Regions from separate parts of the Mus musculus genome. Here regions 2 and 3 are each linked to region 1. The links are chromatin loops, found by intact Hi-C in ENCODE. Cell type or tissue: left cerebral cortex. All regions are shown on one strand.

What was found. A loop is a pair of places that touch in the nucleus more often than their neighbours do. Peaks named below come from ENCODE experiments on the same cell type or tissue, not always from the same donor. Only the 100,000 strongest peaks of a DNase experiment are listed, where the experiment ranks them.
Region 2: a loop joins it to region 1, with 4 times the contacts of the local background. A loop is called at or near these places in 14 of 42 quality-filtered maps.
Region 3: a loop joins it to region 1, with 2.3 times the contacts of the local background. A loop is called at or near these places in 5 of 42 quality-filtered maps.

The regions. Positions count from the first base shown.
Region 1 is chr16:13,254,822-13,257,321 of GRCm38, forward strand. It overlaps Mrtfb (myocardin related transcription factor B), which reads left to right and starts at 1,660. Exons shown (of 17, transcript NM_001122667.2): 1 at 1,660-1,733. In left cerebral cortex, CTCF peaks have their summits at 1,537 and 1,741; DNase peaks (open chromatin) are centred at 1,466, 1,630 and 2,097; H3K4me3 peaks cover 1,472 bases; H3K27ac peaks cover 1,380 bases.
Region 2 is chr16:13,356,832-13,359,331 of GRCm38, forward strand. The region is part of intron 3 of Mrtfb (myocardin related transcription factor B); the gene reads left to right. The region is part of intron 3 of LOC115488652 (a long non-coding RNA gene); the gene reads right to left. Among named protein-coding and RNA genes, the nearest start is that of Gm15738, 64 kb to the right of the region's middle. In left cerebral cortex, a CTCF peak has its summit at 1,029; DNase peaks (open chromatin) are centred at 1,142 and 1,440; H3K4me3 peaks cover 2,074 bases; H3K27ac peaks cover 2,500 bases.
Region 3 is chr16:13,335,581-13,338,080 of GRCm38, forward strand. All of the region lies in intron 3 of Mrtfb (myocardin related transcription factor B), which reads left to right. Among named protein-coding and RNA genes, the nearest start is that of Mrtfb, 80 kb to the left of the region's middle. In left cerebral cortex, a CTCF peak has its summit at 1,415; no DNase peak of the experiment used is centred here; H3K27ac peaks cover 398 bases.

The DNA of each region.
Region 1 (2,500 bases):
TAGGCCCACAGGGTATGGCACTATTAGGAGCTGTGGCCTTGGAGGAAGTGTGTCACTGAGGTGGGCTATGAGTTTTGAAAAGCTCAAGCCACGCTCAGTGGCTCAATCTCTCTTCCTGCTGCCTGAAAATCCAGATGTAGAACTCTCAGCTGCCTCTCCAATACCATGTCTTCCCACACTTTGCCATGTTTCCCATCATGACTATACTATACTAAACCTCTGAACTGTAAGCCAGCTCCAATTAAATGTTTTCCTTTATAAGAGTTGTCATAATGTCTCTTCACAGCAATAGAAACTCAAACTAAGACAAAGACCTTGTCACAAGGCAGTGCCAGGCCCTAGAGTCATGCAAATTCAAATACTGTGTTACTAAGACCATATGGGTATTTTCTTTATTGCAGGCTTCGGAAGTGTGATGGTTCGTATATGCTCTGCCCAGGGAGTGGCACTATTAGAAGATGTGGCCTTGTTGGAGTAGGTGTGTCACTGTGGGCATGGGCTTTAAGGCTCTCACCCTAGCTGCCTGGAAGCCATTCTTCTCCTAGCAGCCTTCAGATGAAGCTGTAGAACTCTCAACTCTTTCTGTACCATATCTGCCTGGTTGCTGCCATGTTCCTGCCTTAATGATAACGGACTTAACCTCTGAACCCGTAAGCCAGCCCCAATTAAATGTCCTTATAAGAGTTGCCTTGGTCATGGCAATTTTCTGTTTACAGCAGTAAAACTCTAAGGCACGAGGTTATGGGTACCCACTTTAGTGCATCTCACTATGCCAGCCTCTCTTCCTTAGAAGCAATTACTCTTAAGTTTTCTTTTGGGAAGAAGTCACACCGTAATGCAGTGGTTCTCAGCCTTCCTAATGCTGGGACCCTTTAATACAGTTCCTCATGTTGTGGTGATCCCCCAACCATAAAGTTATTTTGCTGTTATGAATCAATGTAAATGATACACAGAATCTGATATGCGACCCCCTGTGGCCCCGAACAGCTGACCTAACTCCACGAATGCCCTGGCTCTATGTCCATGAACCATTCTATCCTGGGTTCTCCCACTGTTTTCGAACATATTTTGCTTTTAGGGCTCTACAGAGTTGGAGAAAGTGTGAAAAGCGTTCTCTTGTCTAGTTGCATTAAGATGGGTTGCAACAGACCCCCTATTGGGGTCACTTCTTCCACTCGGAAGAACTACAGAGGGGTGGAGAGTGAGGCAGGGCTCAAGAGGAGGGGTTCCTACAGGTGCGGGTGTGGCATCAGAAACGCACCGACTCCACAGGCCGGTCTGCTCGTCCGCTGCAACCTCCTTCTGGAATGGGGAGGCGGCAAGAATGCACTTAGTGAGGCAGCATGAGCTGTTTGCTTGCTAGGGTAGCCGGCACTGACTGACCATCTATCTGACTGGGAGCAGCCAGAGCTTAGGCAGCAACCAAAGAGCTCCCAGCTCCGCAGCCCAGCTGCGCATGCGCCCCGGGGCAGCCAGGTGAGAGCGCGGCGGGAGCGGGCGGCCTCGCACCTGGGTTTTAACTTTTCCGGGTCAGGGGCGAGGGCGGATGCCGGGTGGGAGAAGGGAAGCAGGGTGTAAACCTCCGGGAGTCGGCTCGGCGCTACCTGGAGCTTCCAGGACGGGCTCCGTGCCTTCAGACGGGAGGAGGGTAAGCACGGGGGCGGAGCGAAGTCTCGCGAGATCCGGTGGTAGCTGCGGCAGCGGTGGCGGCGGCGGCGGCAGCGGCCGGGGAGGTGAGCGGCGAGCGGGTGCGAGGCGGCCGTTGGGACTGAGGCAGGGGAGAGCTGCGGAGGGCGAGGCCGGGCCCCGGGAGAGGGACGGACGGAAGGCCCGCGTCCTCGGTGGCCCCTCGAGGTTGCTGCGGCGCCTCCGGGTGCGCGCTGTCCCGGGACTCGCGCGGGGCGGGGCGGGGCGGGGCGGCCGCGGTCTCGGGGCTACCGGGTCCGGGCTTCCCTCGTCGGGGGTCCCCTGTGTGCGGCCGCGGCCCGATCTTCCCGGGCAGCCTGGAGTTGGTACCAGGCGCTTCGCTTGCGCGCTCCCACGCTGGAACTGCAGTGAGGTGCAGCAGCGCCTTGGCCGGAGCCACTCGACGGGGACGTGGTGGGATGGGGACGGCCCACGCCCCGGACTCACCTTCCATCCTCCTCCCCAGCCCTGCTCGCGGCTCTTCCCCTGGGGTCCCCGCGGGGCTGCAGAGGGTGTGTCTGCAAGCCCTCCCGAAATTGCACGCACGCAGCGTTCCGGGTTTCCAGGGAGAAAGTTTTCCACCGCTTTTGTTCTGTCCCTGAAACTTTGCCTAGTTCTCAGTGTTCAGAAGCTACCCTTTGGCCCTGTGTATGAGCAGACGCGGTGTGACAGTGACGAGGGGTGCGGCGGGTGTAGGGTCTCAGGCCACGAGGATAGCTCAAGGTTTGCCTCAGGCAAAGAAACTTTGAAAAGTTTGATTCTTTTCTGAAGCTTGAGATCGCACTCTTAGGATGAGCGGTTGTGAAGTTCCTAA
Region 2 (2,500 bases), 100 kb after region 1:
CTCAGCAGGACTGCTGGGATACCGTGTAATATGTGCAAAAAAGTTGATGAAGTACCCAGTAAAGAGCAGTCACTCCTTGTGACTCTTGGAAGGACAGGAATGCTGTATCGGGAAACTAGGTCCAGAGACAGGGGACAGTAGCAGAGGTTTGCTTGAGGGCAGTGTGATAGACACTTCCATGTGCTCTTAGACTTAGACTATGCTGGAAGACTTCTGTTGCTTCAAAAGGAGCCTCCGTTGACAAGAAACATGTCATATGTTGTAAAATCCCATTCTCCAGAGATGTGGGAGAAGGGCAGATAGCAATCTCAGTAGGATAGTGTGGGTTGACTGCCTTGAAACCAGAGGCAAAAGATTTTCAGGATGTTTGATCCAAACCCCTCTGTGCTAGGAGGGGAAATACTGCTTCACCTGTGTGCAGGATGTAACCCTTTCTTCAGTCCACCGAGGCCATGCTGTGTATGACTAATATCACCTCATTTTCTCTTCAGAAGAAATATCCATCCTTTAGAGGCTTTTTTCTTCATCATCCATCAGTCGTGCCTGGTCACTGGTCAGGAACAGTGTTGTCAGCTATTTTCTCCTGTATTTTTTTTTTTCAGCTTAGTCTTGTCCCTTGGCTGTGTACAAGTAAAATTACTCATTCGACAAGACTCCTCATCGAGCACGGCTCTTGTGCCACTACCATTTGTTGATGGGCATATGGGAGCTCTATGCAAAGGCACATGGTTTGAACTCTAAAAATTATTGTGTCTGCTGGTGTGTGTTTGGTGTATGTGGAAACAAACTTGTTTCCACGTTGCCTGGAATTTCCATCCATAAACATTTCCTTCCAGAGTGCCCCTTGCATGTGTGAGTAGCCACCTGTACCTTGCAGAAAAGGCACGCGTGTTGTGAAATGAAACTCCAGCCCATCGCTGATTAAATCTTTTAGGAACATCTCTTAGTGGTGTTGCTTTGTACTTGGGAGAACAATTCTCCTTTAAAAAAGAATCCTAGTGATGCTAGCTCTCTCAGCCGACTAGTGGCACAAAGGCAAACTGCTGCTCCATGGGCTCTGAATAGCCAAGGAAGCAGCCGGATTTGCAGCACATTCCTGGCTATAAAGCTCTGCCAGGGATAGCCCTATGTAGCAAGAGGCTCCCACAGAGGAACGTGGGAGGGAAGGGATGCTTTCCACCCACATGTGCTGGTAGCATGTTTATTCAGTGAGGTGCCTCTGCAGAGATAAAACTGCTTCCTTTGGATGTCCTCTTCTGTCATTTGTTTAGCTGGAGAACTTCATGAGTAATGCATGGGCTCGTCTGGCCAGTGTGAAGTATTTCACAGCCCAGGGCTTTGCTTACAGAGAGCACAGCAGAGACGGCAGCCAGCCGTTCATCTTCCTGTTATCAGCAAAGGTTTCTCTTTAATAGCTAGAGATTTTATTTTTAACTGCTTGACTCAGTGCTCGTCAGATGATTGGGAGCATCTAGCTGCAGATTGAAGCAGCCAGCGCGGGGGAGGCTGGAATGGCAAAGGGAAGGGGGATGGCTGGGAAAGGGGGTGGGATCTTAAGAGTCGTGCCTCGCAGCCTCTGCCTTCCTCTAGTGTGGAAGAGTTAAAGGCTCCCACCCGAAGGAGTGTGTCTGCAGGTCAAGCTGGGAACTCCAAGCGAATGGCTGCCTTATGTCACTTAGAGACTTAATTGCTCTGTGACCAGTGTGCTGTGAGGAGGGAGCAGGACCAGAGTGTTCTGTGCTCTCTACTGTCCTGCGAATCAAGCTTATCTCCTGCTGGATGCTGCCTGTCTCCAGAAGTCTTCACCATGATCGATAGCTCCAAGAAGCAGCCACAAGGCTTCCCAGAAATTTTAACTGCTGAGGATTTTGAACCTTTCAAAGAAAAGGAATGCCTTGAGGGAAGCAACCAGAAAAGTCTCAAGGAAGGTCAGTCTGTCTCTGGACAGGGCAGGATGGCTACATTCCTGTTCCTGTCACCTTGCTGGCTGGCATGTCTGTCTACCACTGTATGTCTGTGTGTCTCTCTGTTTGCTGTTGCCCTTACTCCTGAGTTCTCTATGGTGAATGTTTAATCCTGCTTGCAGAGAGACAGAGTTGACAGGACATGAACAGTTGGCAATAATTGCTACTGATAATGACAGTTAGGAAGCCAGTCCTGGCTTCAGTTTAATTTGTCCAGATTTGTTTGTGTATTTTTCCCAGTTTGGGGATTCTCCTCCAAACCCTGTGGGTTTTGGAGAGGCTATTCCATTTTTATTATTAACCAGAACACTGCTTTATTTGTGTTTACAGCCACATAATTCCAGGAAAAATAATTTTCCCGATTAATATGTTGGACGTTTGTTGTTTGTCTCCTTGAGTCCTGAAATGATGACTCAGCTGTGTGTGCATTATCTGCATATTGATTTAAAAGCATGTTGCATAGTTTGATTTAAAAAAAAAAAAAAAGCAAGCAAATAAGCTTGTGAATGCTTACTGGTGGTTAGAATTGTCGGCAA
Region 3 (2,500 bases), 81 kb after region 1:
CTCTAGCAGACTAAGAAAGCACATTCATCCATGAACATGGAGGGTAAAGAACACACTGTAAGTGGAGTGAGGCCCAAGCCCAGTGACATACTTTCTCTAGAAAGGCCACACTCTGTAACCCACCCAAGTAGCACCTAGTGTTCAAATGTGTGAGCCGAAGGGGACATTTCTCATTCAAATTATCACACTAACACCTTCAGAGTATAGATTGGATGTACATTCAAATGTCATAATTCTGAGGATTTAAAAGATAAGGAATTTGGCATTATACTAATGAAATCAAGTTCAGATTCAAATATGGACAGTTAAATAATTTGGGAATTTTAACTCAAGGCCAGGTAAGGTTTTAGAAAGTATTTTGGTTTTTATTTTCTTCACTAACACTTTCTTGTAGAAATGTATGTACTGTATAAGCAACTAATTCTTTTATGCACCCTTGAGGGTAGAACATTGTGTCTCTGTCAGATTTCACTTATGAAACGCTGTCTGCAGTCACCAGTGATCTTCTGTTTACTCGTTCACCATGTATTCAGAAATTTAAAGCTACCAGTTATCTTTGTGGCTTTATCTTTCTTATGTATAATTCATATTCTCTCTCTCTCTCTCTCTCTGTGTGTGTGTGTGTGTGTGTGTGTGTGTGTGTGCGCGTGCGCGCGCGCGTGTGGAGGGGTTACATGTGAAAGTTGTAAGAGTCTGTGTATGCATGTGTGAACATATGGTCCTAATGTTGTGACTATTACCAGGCAGTGTCTGGGCTTGGGCTTGGGTTTTGCTGTCTTCATTTTAAAAGCACTGGATTTTGGCTGTGGTAAGCATTGAGTAACTTTTAGGTCACCTCAAAGCCTTTTGTAAATTTTGCCTGTCAAGATCTAGGGGTACTTTTTTTTAACTTTTTATTGATTTTTTTTGTGACTTTCACATCATGTACCCCAGTCCCACTCATCTCCCTGACCCCTTGTATCTGCCTCCTGCCCTTGCAATCTTCCTCCCTCCACCAAAATAATAAAAACCACACAAACAAAGCAAAATAAAACATAGAAAACATCTTGTCATGGAAGCTGTAGTGTATCACAGAGTGTCCCCACAACATACTCCTCTGTCCACAGATCTTCACTTGTGAATGTTCATTGCAATGAGTCATTGGTCTAGTTCAAGGTCTTTGGTTTCTGTGAAACCATCAGTATTGAATCCTCATTGGGCCTGATTATCCTTTTGTTGCCCTGTGTCATGGAAATCCTGCAATTTTGAATCAACAGGACTGACACTCAACAGTTCACAGATAATGCAGATTTGGGGTGGGCTATATCAAGGCCCTAGATCTGGGCCTGGGTGGTAGCTGGGCTGGTCAGCCCACTGGCCCTGGATCTGGGACTGGGTGGTAGCTAGGCTGGTAGGTCGCTGGCTCTCCCTTATCTGTACCACCAGGGCACGCTCTTGAGTACTGTTCTGGCTAGGCTGCCCAATGCTGTCATCAACAGGAGGCAGGGCCAGCTCTTGCTCACTCTCACCCTCTGGCCGGGCTCTCACACACCCCACACTCCCAGCCCCCACACCCATTGGGAGGGCCGGCTCTCCTGTTCTCCTGCTCTGTCCACCCCGGGGCAGCTCTTAGACTGTGCTGGGGACAGTGGTTTAAGGGCACTGACTTTCATCTCCCTTGGCATCTCTGCTGTTGCCCTGCCATTTGCCCTAGGGAGAGCTTTCCACTCAAATTGCTTGGAGCATGTGTGCTATGAGGATACTTAAGCTGGTCATTTTTTACTTAGCCTTGTGAGAAAGTCCATCACATAGAGCACTTCCATCAGCAGAGACATCAGGGTACTGTCACACAGGTTTCGGGACTCTGACAACACAAGTCTTTCTTTCAGAAACTTAACCTGCAATGTTGGAGCTGGCTCACCCTCCAGAGCACTGGGTCTTGATGCACAGCCCATTTTCTAGTGTGTGTGAGCAATGCCTCATGTGTGTGAGCAAATGCCTCATGTGTGTTGGGTTTTCTAGTTTCTCATGACAGGAAGTGCTTGTGACTGCATCGTGACCAAATCTGTGGGGTCTGGAACTGGCATTTTATTGCGAGGCTTGTGTCTTCTAGGGTGTGTAGGGCTGAGCCTCTGATCAGACTACAGCCGCACTGTCCTCTCAGTGCTAGGTTTTGGTGCTTTGAGCAATGAATGAAGGAACAATAAGGAGAGCAGCTTTCCACATCTCAGCTGGCAAGAGCAGCCTAAGGATCTTGGGACACTCCTCAGCCTTCTGTGCCTCCTGGAGTCAGTGGCAGAATTACACACTTCTAGAAGCTCATTTTCTCTCAGTTCATAAACATCAGAGAGGAAAGGTTTCTCAGACTGGCAGAGTCTGTTCCTCATTAATAAAGAACTAATTATGTGCTGTTTTCTCCTTAAAGAAATACTAAAATAAATTTAAAAAAGAAAACCACTTTGCCTCAATATTTGAATTAGATCCAACTTGGCAAAAGAGTCACCCCTTAAAGATAACCACT